Linked DNA regions of Homo sapiens: regions 2, 3, 4, 5 and 6 are each linked to region 1. Evidence: chromatin contacts called from ENCODE Hi-C or POLR2A ChIA-PET data. All regions are on one chromosome and are shown on one strand. The core of a region is the stretch at or near the end of the contact, and the rest is flanking DNA. Distances in the headings are between cores, read along the strand shown. Region 1 holds the start of EDEM1 (ER degradation enhancing alpha-mannosidase like protein 1). Region 2 holds the start of BRPF1 (bromodomain and PHD finger containing 1). Region 3 overlaps CHL1 (cell adhesion molecule L1 like). Region 4 holds the start of OGG1 (8-oxoguanine DNA glycosylase). Region 5 overlaps CHL1 (cell adhesion molecule L1 like). Region 6 holds the start of MTMR14 (myotubularin related protein 14).

The links. Hi-C counts contacts between places; a loop is a spot of excess contacts on that map. ChIA-PET counts read pairs that join two places held with the same protein, here RNA polymerase II (POLR2A). Pooled maps may share reads with other maps.
Region 2: a pooled map shows a loop between it and region 1 (12-fold over the local background). The contact joins the promoter of BRPF1 here to the promoter of EDEM1 in region 1. A Hi-C loop is called at or near these places in 2 of 37 single-sample maps with no recorded cell type and 7 of 50 pooled maps.
Region 3: a pooled map shows a loop between it and region 1 (7-fold over the local background). The contact joins the enhancer-like site here to the promoter of EDEM1 in region 1. A Hi-C loop is called at or near these places in 3 of 37 single-sample maps with no recorded cell type and 4 of 50 pooled maps.
Region 4: a loop to region 1 is called in a pooled map, with 4 times the contacts of the local background. The contact joins the promoter of OGG1 here to the promoter of EDEM1 in region 1. A Hi-C loop is called at or near these places in 2 of 50 pooled maps.
Region 5: a loop to region 1 is called in a map with no recorded cell type, with 3 times the contacts of the local background. The contact joins the enhancer-like site here to the promoter of EDEM1 in region 1. A Hi-C loop is called at or near these places in 3 of 37 single-sample maps with no recorded cell type and 4 of 50 pooled maps.
Region 6: a pooled map shows a loop between it and region 1 (19-fold over the local background). The contact joins the promoter of MTMR14 here to the promoter of EDEM1 in region 1. A Hi-C loop is called at or near these places in 1 of 37 single-sample maps with no recorded cell type and 8 of 50 pooled maps. POLR2A ChIA-PET finds 5 or more read pairs at or near these places in 1 of 52 experiments (B cell).

What each region holds. Positions count from the first base shown.
Region 1 is chr3:5,186,345-5,189,171 of GRCh38, forward strand. It overlaps EDEM1 (ER degradation enhancing alpha-mannosidase like protein 1), which reads left to right and starts at 1,363. Exons shown (of 12, transcript NM_014674.3): 1 at 1,363-1,970. The coding sequence starts at 1,462. RefSeq lists silencers at 992-1,401, 1,642-1,811, 1,862-2,151 and an enhancer at 2,302-2,351.
Region 2 is chr3:9,730,268-9,733,070 of GRCh38, forward strand. BRPF1 (bromodomain and PHD finger containing 1) reads left to right here and starts at 1,468. Exons shown (of 14, transcript NM_001003694.2): 1 at 1,468-1,871. RefSeq lists enhancers at 904-1,463, 2,024-2,583 and silencers at 927-1,286, 1,757-1,806, 1,817-1,946.
Region 3 is chr3:277,326-280,164 of GRCh38, forward strand. All of the region lies in intron 2 of CHL1 (cell adhesion molecule L1 like), which reads left to right. Among named protein-coding and RNA genes, the nearest start is that of CHL1-AS2, 81 kb to the left of the region's middle. Within about 2 kb of position 1,431, at least 4 of the 41 ENCODE cell types and tissues checked have a DNase peak (open chromatin) inside an H3K27ac peak, as active enhancers do.
Region 4 is chr3:9,748,373-9,751,572 of GRCh38, forward strand. OGG1 (8-oxoguanine DNA glycosylase) reads left to right here and starts at 1,580. Exons shown (of 7, transcript NM_002542.6): 1 at 1,580-2,051; 2 at 2,573-2,820. The coding sequence starts at 1,915. RefSeq lists enhancers at 1,154-1,203, 1,234-1,353.
Region 5 is chr3:355,679-358,569 of GRCh38, forward strand. All of the region lies in intron 11 of CHL1 (cell adhesion molecule L1 like), which reads left to right. Among named protein-coding and RNA genes, the nearest start is that of CHL1-AS1, 29 kb to the right of the region's middle. Within about 2 kb of position 1,498, at least 3 of the 41 ENCODE cell types and tissues checked have a DNase peak (open chromatin) inside an H3K27ac peak, as active enhancers do.
Region 6 is chr3:9,648,069-9,651,006 of GRCh38, forward strand. MTMR14 (myotubularin related protein 14) reads left to right here and starts at 1,437. Exons shown (of 19, transcript NM_001077525.3): 1 at 1,437-1,674. The coding sequence starts at 1,516. RefSeq lists enhancers at 1,032-1,261, 1,069-1,964, 1,251-1,420 and silencers at 1,292-1,401, 1,502-1,601.

The sequences.
Region 1 (2,827 bases), core at 113-2,612:
AGTTCCCCTTACACCTCCTCTGTATTTCAGAAAGTCCTCTACCCTGAAAATGTGATGAGAGTGCCACATGACAACTTACCTTCTTATGCACTCCATTGGTCGGCCATTCAGCCAATATCAGATTTGGGGGTCTAGTCAGGTCTTGCTTCCCAAGCTTTTCAGAAACCCTGATGAAACAGGCATAGGGTCTAAACTTAGGGAGGGCAAAACTTACAGCCAACTCCAAATGCAGCAAGCAAAATAAATAAGCGCCTAAACCATTGAATCTTTATGTGAAAGCCATAGCCCTTTAGAGCTAACATTTGCAATCTTCTTAATTATAGGAAGTAGATACAGAGGGGTAAAGTTATTTAACTGGGAATCTACCCCACACCTCAAAGGTTAGGTCACTAATTGCGGGTGCACAGGAGAGATGGTAGGATGGGAGGGACAGGAGAAGACATGTTTAGATATATCTGGTAAATAATTTGGTGGTGGTGGGAGCCTTCATTCCCACCCCCAACCCGCCCCCCCCTTTTAAAAAAATCCTATTTCCGAGACAAAAGCAATATAACATAACTTTGTATTTCCTGAAACTTCCAGTTTCTAAGAACTGTCCAAGAGTACTTACACGCACATTCCCGAGACCGTTGGAGTTGTTCGATAGGTCTAGGGAGGGATCTGGGGATACGTGTTTTACAAGCACCATGAGCGATTCTTCAAAGTTGGGTGTTTGAATCAAAAGAGCAGAATTCATGATACCGTTTTGTGCACTCCTTGAGCTAAAAGGTAGTATCCCACCCTCTCCATAAACAGACACCTAAGTTATAAAACTTATGCGCTCGATATGCAAAAATAGCTCGTTTTATACAGAAACGATCCTTTCCTTCTTTTCCTTATATATCTTTTAACTGTCATCACTCCTAACCTAGACCTAGAGTGGCTTTTTCCGGTCCTAGCTCTGCCGGACACACGCTCTGCCCAGAGACCCGATCCACCCAAGGCCAGGCGGTCTGGGGTCACGTCTGTGTCCAGCGTCCGGCGGGCGCTGCCGTGCCGCTCTCCCATTGGCTGGAAGTTCCCTCGCGGGCCGGCGCGGCTCCTGCTCGCCACGCCAGCCCATCGGGCTACGGACCGCCCAGGGGGGCGGGGCTTGGGAGTTGGGGCGGGGCCCGGGTGAGGGGCGGGGCCTCGGGGCGTCGCGGACGTCCTGGCGGCCTACTGCGTGGGAGGGAGTCCTGGGCCGCGCCCCGCGAGGCCGGGCCCAGGCCGGGCCAATCCCGGGCCACTGGGCGGGCGACCGTGGGGCCTGGCCGGCCCGCCGGAGAGCCTGGGGGTTGGGGACGATGGGCTAGTTCCTGGTGCGTCACGGGGGAGTTCCTTAAAGGGGAAGCGAGCCGGGCTACGGGGCGAGCGCGGGGTGCGGTGGTCGGCGGGGAGGCCCCCGCGCTTTAAAATAATGCCCGCGGCGCCCGCGCGACCATGCAATGGCGAGCGCTCGTCCTGGGGCTGGTGCTCCTCCGGCTTGGCCTCCATGGAGTATTGTGGCTCGTCTTCGGGCTGGGGCCCAGCATGGGCTTCTACCAGCGCTTTCCGCTCAGCTTCGGCTTCCAGCGTCTGAGGAGCCCCGACGGCCCCGCGTCGCCCACCTCGGGGCCCGTGGGCCGGCCTGGGGGGGTATCCGGGCCGTCGTGGCTGCAGCCGCCGGGGACCGGGGCAGCGCAGAGCCCGCGCAAGGCTCCGCGGCGTCCTGGGCCGGGGATGTGCGGCCCAGCCAACTGGGGCTACGTGCTGGGCGGCCGGGGCCGCGGCCCGGACGAGTACGAGAAGCGCTACAGCGGCGCCTTCCCTCCGCAGCTGCGTGCCCAGATGCGCGACCTGGCACGGGGCATGTTCGTCTTTGGCTACGACAACTACATGGCTCACGCCTTCCCCCAGGACGAGCTCAACCCCATCCACTGCCGCGGCCGTGGGCCCGACCGCGGGGACCCGTGAGTAGCCCCCGCCGCCCGGGGCCGCGCGCCCACGCGCTTCCTTCCGCCCTCCGCGCCGGGGTGCAGCCCTCTGTCCTCCGGGGCCCCCGAGGGCGCCAGGGCCGTTAGGGTCCCGGGCAGCGCTCCCGCGCCCTGTCCCGTGTGAGTCCCTGTGAAGACCCCCGAGCTTGAGGGTGCGGGGTGGGCCGGTGGCCTTCCTCTCCTGATTCTCCCGGAATCTCCAAACTTCAGAACTGCTGTCCAGCTCAGTGTCTTACGCGTGAGGATACTGAGGTCCAGGACCAGAAGGGACAGTGGCAGTGCCAAGGGCTGGCTTGGAGGGCTTTCCACTTCCATCCGACCCCTTCCTCCGGATGAGCATAAACTCTAAATGAAATCTCCATCATGCCCCCCGTGTAAACGCAGCCTCAGAACAAGCCTTTACCTCGCACCCCCACCTCTATCACATTGCCACACCCACGTCTTTTCTATGTAAAAAGCCTATAGTTGACTTCTCCAAAGCCGTCCATTGAGTTTGAGGCAGAACGGGGTTACAGCCTCTCCTTCACAGGGGCTGCTTCTTAGGCTGAGGATAGTTAGGTGGTGGGGAGGGAAGCTATGTGGCCCACTTTTGGGGTCCAGATACTTGAGGTGAAATTCACTGGATGCCAGATTGACTGTCAACGTCATCGCCCTGTACGATCTGTCTATAAATCCCCCGCCTCTGGTGGCGTGGTTGTCCGGGAAGGTCAGGCAGTCTTCCCTGTTCACCAGCCTTGTTTGCAAAGGCTGAGCTCCAAGGGTCACCACTGTTGACATCAAAGTCCAAGAGGGCAGTACACCCAGCTAAGGACCTCTTACCTGTAGGGAAGGAA
Region 2 (2,803 bases), core at 218-2,717, 4.5 Mb after region 1:
TATTTTCTTTGAACATTCACTACATGTCAAACCGTGTGCTAGGTGATTTACAAGCATCATCTCATTTAATTCTCACAACAACTCTGAGAACAGGTACTATATATTATTCCCACTTTACCCATAAGGAAACTGAGGCTCTGAGAAGATGAGTCATTTAAGATAATTCATCAGTTTGACTTCAGATCCCAAGATCTTAATCAGCAAACCTCTTCCTGGCATGTCGATTTTATTGGGATGGTTTTTAGAAAACATACATTTTATTGGGTCAAATGCAAAGTTTGCATTAAGAAGATAGAAGCTTTCAGATGCTTTGGGCTTTGTCCCAGAACCCTGGAAGACCTTTCACGCTCCTCTTTGATGACAAAACTGGAGAAGTATTGTTTAAGGATGTCTCCCCCTGCCATGCAAGTTCTCTGAAACCCTCAAGAACTAACAACAGAGTTTTCGAGCTCTGTTTTACAAATAAGGAACTTAAAGAACTGAACTTGCCCACGTTCACATTGCTAGGAGGTGACCCACTCACATTAAATCAGCTGTTTTGGCACCATGTTCCAATCAGCAACCCGCAGCACATCCCTGCCAACCCACAGATTTCCCACCGCTTTACCAGACAAGCCCTTTCACACCCACCGGCCCCAAACCAGCCCCTTCTCTCAGACCCATACCTTTTCTCTAGCACCTCTCCTTTACTTTTCCCAAGTTTCTTCCCTTTCCTTCAGTCACGCCCCGTTATCCCTAATCGGTCCTGCCCTTTCCCCACAGCTCCGCCCCTGCCTTACCAAGCCCCGCCTGCTCCCTTCAGCGTCGCATCGCTTTTTCCAACTTTGTTCTTTATTTCTAGTCCAGCTCCACTTTCCAGGCTCATCCAAAGCTCCGCCCTTTCTCTCGCGAGTACTCTTCTTCTGTTTAGCCCCACTTTTTACCCCGCTATTCTAACAGGCCCCCGCTGTGCGGTAGCCCCGCCCCCTCCCACAAGCCCCGCCCCACAGACCGGTCTAGTCTCCAGCCCCGCCCCGGTCCTACCCATAACTACCGGTCCCTTAGGCTCCAGCCCGCATCCCTCTTGCTCCCGGCCCTGCCCCCAGCCCCGCCCCGTGACTCTGGCCCCGCCTCACCGCCTTCCTCCGAGACCAAGGCCAGGTCCCTCCCGCAGCCGCGGCGCCAGCAGGAGGCAGGGAGCGGATAGGGAGGAGGCAGAGGGGGAGGGGAGAAGGGCGGGCTCCTCACGCCCAGCCCCGCGCTCACCGTCCGTGGTTGCAGATTCGCCACAAACCGCCCGACGACCCCAGATCCCGAGTACGGTGACTTCAGTCTCCAGAAACTCCACTCTAAGATGGGAGAGCTAGAGAAGCCCTGTGGGGTGTCCAGGGTCCTTTCTGAATCCCGGAGCACGGTCTTTCGAGCCTCAGCGGGCGGGCGGGGATCCGTGGCGAAAGTGCAGCTCAGTAGCGCCGCGGCGCCACGTTTACCCTGCGCAGACGCCGTCGCCGCCGCTGCTGCCGCCGCCGCTGCCACAGCCTTTGCCGCCACGGTCTCCGCCGCCGCTGTCCTCGCGCTGCCTCTGGGAGCCTCCATTGTTCCAGCAGCGCCCGGTCCCGAGACCGGGCATCTTGGGGGCTCGCGAAACGGGCGGCGGCCGACGGAGTTGAGACCCCAGGGCGCCGGCGGGACCAGGAGCGGCAGGGGTCAGCTCAGGAATCCCGGGGAGCCGGGACCAAAGCGTGGGGCGGCAGGGGGCCGGGGTGGCGAGGTCTACGGTCTCCGGAGTTGGGGCTCCCCCTTCCCGGCCCGACTTTCCCCGCCGACCTCCCCAAGTGGGGTCGGAGCCCCGGCGGGCGCCCCCGGCGATGAGCCCGGACTCGAGGTGGCCGGTGAGTGCGGGCCTGGGACCAGGGCGGGAGTGGCCGGCAGGGAAGGGGTAGGCTACGTTCGTGGGACGCGCACTGAGCCGCGTGGCCCGGGAACCTCTCTGGCAACTCCAGTTGGGAGAACTGACAGTGCATTGCTTCCCAGCAGGCATCCTGGGGCAACAGTGTATCTTTCGGGGCTGCCCGGGCTAGTGGCAGGCGGGGAGCCTTGTTTCACTTGTTACACTTCCACAAAGGGGAAACGCCGCCGCATCCGGAGAGTGGGCTGCGGGCACTGCCGGGGCCCAGCCCTATCCCTCCGGCCCCCGCCCCTTACTTCCTCCAGCCCCCTGAGCTTCAGGGGCAGATGCAGCCGCCATTCTCCTTGGGCCCTCCCCACGGGCTTTCTGGTCTAAGTTCTCGTCTCCCTCGCCTGTGCCTCTGCTGCCGGGTTCCAAGGGGAGATTGCTGATTCGCTGTGCTACTTTGGGAACCATTCACCCGGGACCCAGCTTGGAAAGAGGAGAGCTTGTTTGTGCTTCGGTTGGTTTATGTTTAAAGACACAGCCGCAGGTAGGAAATAGAAGAGTTGCAGTTGGACGTGTAGCGTTACTGATGTGAAAATCAGGAGCCGTTGACAGTGGAGCTGGAGCAGCCCACTTGCCTGGTTAAGGCACAGGTGGAGAGGCCAAGAGGGGTTATTTTGTCAGGGAGCTCATGATAGCCCTGCCTGGCTGGGATGGTGCCAAGCCCCTAGCTGAATGGTTGAACTCAACTAGGCCGAGAGAAATTGGGGCAGTCTCTGACCAAGCTGGGCTTCCTGAGGCCTGGTGCCATCTGCTGTCTACACTCACCCAGGAATGTTGGGGAGCGGGGAGGGAGGGCCCCTGCGGACCAGCATGGAGCTGAGCATGCCTAGATTGTCGCGTTCGTGTTTGTACCCTTAGGGCCTGGCA
Region 3 (2,839 bases), core at 181-2,680, 4.9 Mb before region 1:
GTTTATATTTAAAAAAGCAAAATAAAGAGCCAGGAATGAGTAACTAGTGCACAGACTGTGAAACCAGAGGATAATATTCTATATCTGTAAATACACATAACATTAAAATCCTTAATTTGACAACTGGCAGAAGAACACAGCATTGAATCTTGTATATTTTCATTTTCTCTTTCTCTTCTCTACCACATTCATTTCCATGTTACTTTTATCCTTTTCAGAATGACCAATTGCTTCCGTTTTAAACTATACTCACTGTACTTGGGATTTATTTCTCTTACCTTATACTGGAAAAAAATGCAAAAAAAGGGCATTCAGAACTTACGTGTCATTTTTATATTGCGAATTCAAGGAAAATAAATATTTTTGTGACTTTATTTCTAAGTGTTACATTTGCTTATTTTGTCTTTTCCATATTTCCCCCTTTCCCTGTCTTTGGCATGACATTTGGAATTGTTATTGGAAAGAGAATCAACTCAGAAATCAGGAAAGTTAGCCAGTGACACATTCCTTTATTACATGATGCAAATATTTTGCTTTGCTCTTTTAACATTTTTCTTTTCCATAACAAGAAGTTTTACAGCTACATTTCACAGATTTTACATCTCTGCATCTAACAGAAACATAAAATGTAGTTTGCATTTAGGTATTTGTATTTTATTTTACTAGGCAGGAATGTGGAGTGTGTTTGTGAGCTTGTGCATGTGAGCTGGAAGGAAGTGTGGTTGCCCAGTACTTCCTCAACTCATGACTGAAACTTTGTTCCAGTTCAAGAAGGAAATAAAGAGCCCTTCAAAATAGAATACTGAATACTTTCTTCATCCGCTCTATAGAAATCAGGCCAGGAAGCAAATTAAAATTACAAGAATATCCAAAACAGAATTATTTTGCTTGCTGTCTGTGTATTTGACCACTGCCTTTTATGATTTTAACCTTTCCAGACATTCTCTTTGGGGTCGGTTTTCCTTGTGGCCCATAGGAGATCCCACTGAAATCATTTACTAGTTGTTCCAGATTTCCCCACAATCCCCATTGCGCTAAGTGGCGGCTAATGTGGGAGCTGTCATGTTTGGAAAATACCATGATGCCATGAGTTAATTTCATACCTGTCACAAGATCTTGCATGCGATCCCAGGGGACCAGTGGTATGTCACACACTACTGCAAGCGTTCGTTAGTACCTCTCAAAGCAATGAACCATGGCCAAGAGATCTTGTTGCAACATATGGCAGCACCTGTCACCAGGCTTCATGACTGGCATAAAATTAACCTGTTTTCCTGTTTGATGCGCTGCTTTTTTTTGCTTATCCGTAAAAAGGATGAGAATAAATTGTATTTGGAAACAATTTACTGTTCCTTTCAAGAAGTATAATGGTAGACTTGGGTTACTGGACACAATGAATAGACAGTGTCCTTGTAGAAGTACACACACTGCTATTCAGTAAAGGTGGTATTTTATGAATTTCTGAATGGCAGTCTGCACATCTCACACAGGAAGCAACGTTTTAGTTTCTGAACTCTGTCAAACTTAGACATAGAGCAAGAAATGACATTATTGTGAGCCACATTGTGGAAGAAAAATCCAGGAAGCATGAGTTTCAGATGTGAGTTTGCCCTTGCCTTTCGAATGGTTTCAAGCAACCTTGAGCTTCCTCTCTCTTCTCTCTATATTTCTCACGCTCAGATCTTAGTATTCTAATGGGGACGCACGAAAAAGGGACCCACAGAAAAACAATATTCAGAATGATGCCGGATATTCAGTGTCTTAGAAAAATAGATTAATGGGATTTAGTCTTTAAGTCTTAAAACTGCAATTTAGCAGTTATTTTTATGGATAAAGACAAAGAATATAGTCCAGCATTTATATATGGCTTTCTACCTCAGAGAAATAGTAAAAGTTTTTTGATCAAATGATTTCTCAATAGAGAAAGTATCCGGTTTCTTGCATCATTTTTCTTTTCTTTTCTTTTCTATTTTGGATCTTCTTATATATCTTTTTGCAGAGCCTTAAGCTTCTTAAAATATTTATTTTAATCGAGGGGGGAGCTGTTTTCTATAGCTAGTCTTTTTCCTTCTTCTTAAGGTAAATGCTTCTTAGATTCTGTGAGTTTTAAAATTCATATACAGCAAAGAACAAAGATAAATTTAGCAGTCTTTTCCCTTTATGTCACTACCAAGTCTAGGGAACAAATGGTGCTGTTCTTCCACAATCTGGACTGGTTGCTTTGAATTCTGGAGTAATCAATTTTTCCTGGCATTTCTTAAATGGTCTTTTTTATTCACTGAATCTCCTTTGAAAGTATAAACATTAGTCCTTGTTCTATGGTTTTGGAAATTGATGACTGCTATTCTCAAAGGATAGTATAGTTGGAATGATTGAAGGAGCAGAGCAAAAAGCTGAACTGAAACAATGGAGGGAGGAAAGATAGTACCAGAGACAATGAGAGAAGTGGGCAGTGATTGGAAGGGAATCCGAAGTAGGGATTGGGGACTTAAAGGCTGCTTAGACTTGATTAATAAATGCTGTATAAATGAAATGCTGAGACAAGGGATAAAATTGCACTTGAGAAGTCACTTGAAAATGTGTTAATGCCTTTACTTGACAAGCATTTATTTTTTCATCCTGGGTATAAAACCACTGTAGGAAAATGTAGATCATTTTTTCACACTGAGTATTTTTTAACTGCTGATTATGGTTATGTTGTCCTAAAATCAGGTTTCTATTATCTGAAAAGAAAATAAAAAGAAATAAATATAGGTGTGTAAAGATAAGTATTTTGGAGGCATGGATCTTCAGGTGAAGTGTCATGTAATATCTTTGCTAAGTCGGGATAAAAATAAAA
Region 4 (3,200 bases), core at 330-2,829, 4.6 Mb after region 1:
TCAACCAGTATGCTGAACTGCCAGGGGAAGAGTCAACTATCGATTCCTACTTGGCCCTTAGAGGCCTCAAGTCCTTTGCCAGTGGCATGGCCCAAGTGTTTCAGCATCAATACAGCTGAGACCTTCCCCACTGCTTAACCGGAGACAGAGCTGGGATGGAGACGGTTGCTCTTTGCTCACCCCCAACCTCAGCACCTTCTTTCCAGACTCCACCGACATTTATTGAAGGAATGCCTTCCAAGTGCTAGGCGCCTGTGGGATGGCATGCCTACAGATAGGAACAGTCACAGGAAGAAGGGGCGGCCCAGGCCTTGCAGCCACTGAGGACTGGCACTGAGACAATGATGGCACTGGTCTGATGTTGATTCCATGCTGACGGTACACTCCGCTAGGTCTCTGGCTGGGACACAAGGGTCAATCCGCTGCAGATGTTGCTCTTCAAGAATTTGCAGTCTGGGCGGGGTGCGGTGGCTCACGCCTGTAATCCCAACACTTTAAGAGGCCGAGGCGGCTGGATCACGAGGTCAAGAGATCGAGACCATGCTAGCCAACATGGTGAAACCCCATCTCTACTAAAAATACAAAAATTAGCTGGGCGTGGTGGCGCGCACCTGTAGTCCCAGCTACTCGGGAGGCTGAGGCAGGAGAATCGCTTGAACCCGGGAGGCGGAGCTTGCAGTGAGCCGAGATCGCGCCATCACACTCCAGCCTAGGCGACAGAGTGAGACTCCGTCTCAAAGAAAAAAAACTTGCAGCCTGATAGTTAAGATACAGCAACCCCAAATCCCTATGCTAAAAGGTGAGAATGGCCCAGATAAAGGTCATGTCTCCTAGCTCCCTGCTTTTTCATGCCATCCTCCAGAAGGGAAGAAATTAAATAATCCATCCTCCTACTCCAGGCGACTAGAAGGCAGGCTGCCTCAGGGCCACACACTGGGACTTGGACTCAACCTGATGGGCTTCTGGGCCCAGCCCCAGACAAACCCCCGGCAAACGTCCCATTCCGAGGAAAGCATGAGCAGATGGAGTATGGAAGAAATGCCCAAGACGGCAGGCAGCAGCTGTGGCGGCCGGCGGGACGACAATCCGAGGAGAGGCCTCTGATGTCCTGAGGTCTCAGAGGACGCCTAAAGGCCTTGAATGGGACAAGCTTAGCGGGCGGGCGCAGAAGAGAATAATACTCTGGAGACACTTCCCGAGGGCTCTGGGGCCGGAGCTGTGTTCGCTCCGGTTCTTGGTGAAGACAGGGTTCGTGGGAGGCGGCCCAAGGAGGGCGAACGCCTAAGACTGCAAAGGCTCGGGGGAGAACGGCTCTCGGAGAACGGGCTGGGGAAGGACGTGGCTCTGAAGACGGACAGCCCTGAGGAACCGCGGGGCGCCCAGATGGAACTCGTTAGCGCCCCGAGTGCAGACAATCCCGGAGGGGGAAAGGCGAGCAGCTGGCAGAGAGCCCAGTGCCGGCCAACCGCGCGAGCGCCTCAGAACGGCCCGCCCACCCTGATTTCTCATTGGCGCCTCCTACCTCCTCCTCGGATTGGCTACCTCTAGGTGAAATGAGCGGTGGTTGAGCCCTACTTCCGGTGGTGCTGTGGTCTGCCCCTGGAGAACCCAGAAGAACACAGCTGTGCGCGCCCACAGGCTCTGGGGGCGGGAGAAGATAAGTCGCAAGGAGGGGGCGGGACCTACACCTCAGGAAAGCCGGAGAATTGGGGCACGAAGCGGGGCTTTGATGACCCGCAAAGGGCGAGGCATGCAGGAGGTGGAGGAATTAAGTGAAACAGGGAAGGTTGTTAAACAGCACCGTGTGGGCGAGGCCTTAAGGGTCGTGGTCCTTGTCTGGGCGGGGTCTTTGGGCGTCGACGAGGCCTGGTTCTGGGTAGGCGGGGCTACTACGGGGCGGTGCCTGCTGTGGAAATGCCTGCCCGCGCGCTTCTGCCCAGGCGCATGGGGCATCGTACTCTAGCCTCCACTCCTGCCCTGTGGGCCTCCATCCCGTGCCCTCGCTCTGAGCTGCGCCTGGACCTGGTTCTGCCTTCTGGACAATCTTTCCGGTGAGTGACTGAGCCTGAGAAGCCTGTCCCCTCGGACTGGCTCCTGCCGCCTCAACACTGCCTGGCATGGGGTACAAAGGAATTTGGGGGATGATGGAAGAAACCCGGGGTACAAAAGAGGAAACAAGCACGGGTAGCCAACCTGTTACCTTTAATATGTCTGTACAGTGATAATTGTAAGGATCCAGCGGTATAACCGATGCAGAAGATAATAGCACTTGTTTTTCTTTTTTTGAGACAGGGTCTCGCTCTGTTGCCCAGGTAGGAATGCAGAGAGGCCCATTCCAGCCTCGACCCCCCGGGCGCAGCCTCCCGAGTAGCTGGGACTACAGGTGTGCGCCATGCCCGGTTAAATTTTTGTATTTTTTGTAGAGGTGAGGTTTCGCCATGTTGCTCAGACTGGAAGATAGCACTGTTACTTGTATTAGTTTCGTACATGGAGCTATTGTAGGATAGGAGGGACCCCAAAGGGTGCAAGAAAGGAAATTGAGTGCCAGGGTTGTCATGTGCCTTGGGCTCAGGTGGAGGGAGCAAAGTCCTGCACACTGGAGTGGTGTACTAGCGGATCAAGTATGGACACTGACTCAGACTGAGGAGCAGCTCCACTGCACTGTGTACCGAGGAGACAAGAGCCAGGCTAGCAGGCCCACACCAGACGAGCTGGAGGCCGTGCGCAAGTACTTCCAGCTAGATGTTACCCTGGCTCAACTGTATCACCACTGGGGTTCCGTGGACTCCCACTTCCAAGAGGTGGCTCAGAAATTCCAAGGTGAGTACAGGACCTGGGCTGGGGTTAGGGTTCTTGGACATAAGTCACTTCTCTATGACTCAGTTTTGCCACCTGTAAAATGGGGATTATATCTACTTCATAGGCTTTTATGAGGATTTAAGGAACTAATACATGTAAAGTGCTTAGAATAATGCCAGGCACATAGTAAGTATTATTACCATTATTATTATCCTGCTAATCACCATAGTGAAGTGACAAGGATTTTGAGCCCATTCCTGGTTGTGTGACCTAGGGCAAGTGATTTCATTCATTCTGTAAATATATACAAAGCATCTGCTGTGTGACCGGGGATACACCAGTGAACAAAACAGACCCAAATGCCAGTCCTCATGGAGCTTACATTGTGGCCTCTTTATCTG
Region 5 (2,891 bases), core at 248-2,747, 4.8 Mb before region 1:
GCTGTTTCATCTTGAGGTGTTTTCTGAATCTCCCCAAGCTTACGTTTTTTAAACTGCAAAATGGAGATAGTGGCGGTTGGTTGTGCTTGAATGAAAAAAAATGTGGCCAGCTGCCTAGGGCAGTGATTCATCTGTAGAGCACTGTGATGGTTTATAAACTCTGGAGCCAGACTGCCTGGGTTTGCATACTGACTCTACCACTTACTAGCTGCGTGACGGGGAGTATCACTGACCCTCTTCAAACCCATTTCTTCATCAGTAAATTGGGATAAAAATAACACTGACTCACGGGGTTGTTTTGTGGATTAAAGGAAACATCATGCAGAGAATGCTTAGCACGGGGACTGCCACAAAAACAGCCCCCCGTAAGGTATGGTTGGTTGGTATTGTTTTCCCATAACAGACACTCAGGAAACCTTAGTCCTCATTATTAACTATCTTCAGATTTGGGATTTTTCTCTTCATCTCTTTAGGGAACAGAATAAAAAATGAAAAATAATAATGAGGTTTTGGGTAGACGAAGGGAAATGAAAGCAACTTTTGTTTATAATGAATGTTCAGGTTACAAAAGTAAGGAACGCAGATTCTCCGGAACACAAAATCATAAAATATTATATTTGGATGGTATTTGGCTGTTTACAAAAGACATTCACAAATTACTTAGAATCCTCAAAAGAACTTTATAAAGGAGGTGCTATTATTCATATTTAACTGATTCGTTCATTCAATAATATTTATGGGGTACTTTCTATGTTCCCGGCACTGGACTTCATGCTTGAGATATACAACAGTGAATAAAATGGATGGAATCCTTGCTCTCCTGCCATTAGACAAATAACACATGAGTGTGTGCTATGGTGTGATAAAGCAGAAAATAGCTGGGTAAGGGCAGTGCCTGAAAGAGGTTCAGGACCCAGAGTTGCAATCTTAAGATCATAATAGTAAGACCCCTGTGGTAATTTACCTTTGAGTGGAGATGGGAAGGAAGTGAGGAAGTCAGCCACCTAAATAGCAGGGAAAGTGCTGTCTCAGTGGAGAGGTGTGTTGAGGAGGAGAAAAGAGGTGAGTGTGACTGAAGCTGAGGGAGTGCAAGGGGCAGCCCTAGGCCACCAGATCCGCCAGCAGGGGAAGGGGCCAGAGCTCAGGTAAAGATGAACATCGAAGTAGGGCCTTGGGATTTTGAGAATACACTAGGCAGCTCTTGGAGAATTTTAAGCAGAAGAGTGACACAATCTAATTTACATTTTTACAAGGTATTTTCCTGGCCTTTGAATGGAGAATGGACTGTGTGATTGATACTAGGTAGGAGGCCATCTGAGAGGCTCTGCGCTCAGGGCTAGATTGGTGGCAGTCATGGTTGGCTTCTGGATTTATTTTGAAATTGAGCCAATAGGTTTGTTAATGGATGAGGAGGTCAAGGCTGAAAATAAACTTATGCGAGACCACACAGCTGAATAATGGTAGACTTCAAACCAAAGCCAGGTGGCTGGAATCCAAGCTCGGTGTTCTGTTCACAGCTTTTGGCCCTGGCTCTACTTGTTGCCCTGCAAACAGGTCGTAAACTTTTATAGGCTGGGATATTTGATGACAGAGTGTTGGCTAGAGGATTTGAAACCTCTTTAAGCTTATTTTAGTTTTAGAGGTTATATATCCTTTCCCCATGTTATTTCAAAATTAAATCAAAATGATTGCTATTATTGATTATCGGACTAACCCTTTTCACATGCTTTGCATATGATATTTCTGAACCTCGTAGCAGCTTGAAAAATAGATTCTATTATTCTCCATTGGCAACTGAGACTCAGAGAGGTTACATTACTTACTGGAGAATGCAACCCAGGTACATTTAAAACCAGGAACTAAACCCAGGAAGGATTAACTCCAGAGCTGAAGTTTCGTCCATTTTATTGCATGATTTCTCACAGGGTTGACCAAAGACAAAACTGAGAAAGAATTTCTGAAGTATGTCAGGACTAGTGTGTTTTATAAAGACTTGGCCTTCTTGAATCCTGGGAGCTTCTGTTAGCCTTTGTCAATACACAACAATTTCCATACCCATGCCAACAGGCAGATTTAAGCAATGTTTAATTACTTAAATAAAGTATCATTTATATAGTCTAATTTCTTACTTTTGTAATGCAGTGTTAATTCAGAGCCATGCATGGATCAGACGGGATAAGGAGAACTAAATGGGAGGATGGCGTTAACTCTGAAAGTCTTAGGACCCTGAGTGGGGTGTGGAAGTGAAGAGTGGGATTAGAGACTCAGTGCTTTGCAGCATTCCTAAAGAGTTTAGCCTTTAAAAACTTGGAAGAGCTACTCATCTTGCTAATTTGCAAGAAATAAGTGATAAATTGTTCAACAGGATTGTATTAGTTTTCTAACATTGCTGTAACAAATTAAATTACCATAAACTTAGTGTCTTAAAATAGTGCATGTACACTATTTTACATTTCTGTAAAAGTCCAACACGAGTCTTGGCTAAAATCAAAATGTCAGCAGTGCCATGTCCTGGAAGTGCTTGGAGAGCATTCCTTCGTTTGCCTTTTCCAGCTTTTCCAGGCTGCCCACATTCCTGGCTCCCTTCCGCCATTTTGAAAGCCAGCTACACTGCATCTCTCTGACCATCCTTCCATGGTCACATTTCCCTCTGACCATAGCCAAGGAGGGCCTTCTGATTTTCAGGAGCTTTGTGATTACATTGAGCCCACTTGGGTCATCCAGATGTAGGAAATAATTTTCCTACCTCAATGTCCTTAATCTTAATCACATCTGCAAGTCCCTTTTTTCCATGTAAAGTAACAAAGTCATACATTCTGGGACTTAGAACGTGTACATCTTTCAGGGGCTATTGTTTTGCCTACTTACAGGGGCCTTTCAGGAATAAAGGT
Region 6 (2,938 bases), core at 187-2,686, 4.5 Mb after region 1:
CATTAAGGAATATTGTTAATTTTCTTAGGCATGTTAATAGCCTTATATTTTTTATGTATTTTTTTTTTGAAGTACAAATCTGTTGTGATAAATGCTTAAGTATTCACAGCTGAAATAATGTGATGTCTGGGATTTGCTTTAAAATAATTCCCTGGATGGGAAGGGACTGCTTAAACAGGATAGATAAGCAGATGTTGATTATTGTTCAAAACCAGTTAATGGGTACATGAGGGTTCATTATACTATTGTCTCCACTTTTGCGAATGTCTGAAATATTCTAATAATAATAATAATGAGAGGCTTCTCATCACAGAATTTCAAGGCAGTCGCTTCACCTCCCTGACTCCCAGTTTCTACCTCAATAAAATAGGGCTGATGATATAATGCACTGTACTCACAGGGATGTTGTGAGCAGCAGGGGGAGAAAGGGTTTTATGAAATGTTGTGTTTTTGTTTTTGTTTTAGAGACGGAGTCTCATTCTGTCACCCAGGCTGGAGTGCAGTGGCGCGATCTCGGCTCACTCTCCGCCTCCCGGGTTCAAGCAATTCTCCTGCCTCAGCCTCCCGAGTAGCTGGGATTACAGGCACCTGCCACCACGCGCGGCTAATTTTTGTATTTTTAGTAGAGACGGGGTTTCACTGCGTTGATCAGGCTGGTCTCGAATGCCTCACTTCATAATCCGCCTGCCTCGGCCTACCAAAGTGCTGGGATTACAGGCGTGAGACACCGCGGCCGGCTGAAATGTTTTAATATTGGTAACCACTGCCATTATGGTTTCTAGTACTAATTTGTTGCCTCCAAGCGTTCTCTCCTCCTCGCCCTGTAATTTTTTTTTTTTCTTAAGACAGAGTATTGCTCTGTCACCCAGGCTGGAGTGTAGTGGTTCGATTTCGGCTCATTGCAACCTCAGCCTCATGGGTTCAAGCGATTCTCCTGCCTCAGCCTCCCAAGTAGTTGGGATTACAGGTGGGTGTCACCATGCCCGGCTAATTTTTTTATTTTTAGTAGAGATGCGGTTTCACCATTTTGGCAGCCTGGTCTCGAACTCTTGGCCTCAAGTGATCCGCCCGCCTCGGCCCCCCAAAGTGCTGGGATGACAGGTGTGAGCCACCACGCTCGGCTTCCCTGTAATTGTTGATTCCACTTTTCCTCTGGTTCTTTTCAATGGTTCCTTCCTGCTACCCCCCTCCCCCGGCAGCCCAATGGTTGAGCCCGGCTTCCCCGGGGGAAACCCCTTGGGGCGGATCACGCGGTATCAGCCAGTGGCCTCCCTGGTGGATAGAAGGATCGCTCTGCGCCGGGGGCGGGCCAGTAATCGTAGGCGGGGCGCGGGTCCAGAGCTCCGATTGGCCAGAGTCGGAGTAAACATCCGGCGGGACGGGGCGGGGCCGGAAGTGGAAGTGGAAGTAGAAGGCGGTGGCTGAGGCGGTTCCGGAGGTTCTAGTGTCGGAGTTGGGTGCAGGCAGGTGCCATGGGCCCGCTTGAGGCACACTGAGGGGACGCGGGGCTGGGCCATGGCCGGCGCTCGGGCCGCCGCCGCCGCTGCCTCGGCGGGGTCCTCGGCCTCTTCAGGCAACCAGCCGCCTCAGGAGCTGGGGCTTGGGGAGCTGCTGGAGGAGTTCTCCCGGACTCAGTACCGGGCCAAGGATGGCAGCGGGACCGGCGGCTCTAAGGTGAGATTGGAGGTGCGATGAGCTGGGGAAGGCTCCTAACTTGGGAAGTTACAGAGGAAAGGCTGAGGCCAGGGGTCAGAAAAAGGTAGGAGTGGTACCTCGCCGCTGAGGAAGAGGAGAGAGAGAGAGGAGTTCTCCAGGGTCTGTATCCGGAGTATAAGAGTCGGTCTTGACAACCATAAAAGGAGGAACTGGGGTCAGAATGAGCCCAGCAAAGAGGTCCTTCTTGTTTGAGAAGGGGTCTGGAGGTGAGAGATCAAGCTGAGGGGCCAGGTTCAAAGATCAGAGAGGAGGACCTAAGGAAGGTCTATTCCCTGCTTCAGGTGCCGTAGGATGAGTTGTGTCAGGGAAAAAGCCCCAAGAAAAAGCTAAGAAAAATAGGGAGACGATTCCTCGGGGTCAGAGGTCAGAATGGAGCCAGGAGGTGAACCCAGTGTGCTGCCCCCTTATAAGGTCTCAGCATGACTTAGGCCCATCCCTTTCCTTCCCCTATAGAGCAGGAAGACAACCCACACTCCCTTTCAGTTCCTTTATCTAAAGCAGGTCTCCGTTCCTCTTTTTGCTCCCTTTGGGATTTCCACCCAGTCGTCTTATCGCCAGACCTGGAGGGCTTCCTGTCAGCTCAGGCCATCCCCACCCTAAGCACTGGCTGGCAGTGCGGTGGGAATCTTGCCGACCCTGCCATCTCATTCCCCCACGTGGTTTTGGCAGCTTTAGCACCAAGTTTTCCAGTGGAATTCTGTTCCATCCTGCACCACAGAACTCTGATTTGACCTCAGAGATTACCGTGAGTTGCTATTCTGTAGTTGGCATCTTGTAGTCTCTGAAGTAACCCAGGGAAGACTTCAGTAAGGATTGGACTTCCTCACTCTCCAAATGGCCAAGTAATTTTTCCAAGTATAGTCTGGGGACCACCTGTTTAATGATCATCTGGGGTACTTTTAAAATTTGTGCTTATGGGATACTTTGTGAAAACAGAGATTCCTTAGTCCCACCCAGTCCTACCAAGTCAGAATTTCTGGGGGTGGGATCCTGGAATTTGCTTTTTTTTTTTTTTTCTTTTGAGAAGGAGTCTCGCTTTGTCGCCTAGGCTGGAGTGCAGTGGCGCAATCTCAGCTTACTGCATCCTCCGCCTCCCCAGTTCAAGCAATTCTCCCTGCCTCAACTTCCCAAGTAGCTGGGATTACAGGACCCCACCACCACGCCCAGCTAATTATTGTAGTTTTTAGTAGAGATGGAGTTTCCCCAGGTTGGCCAGGCTGGT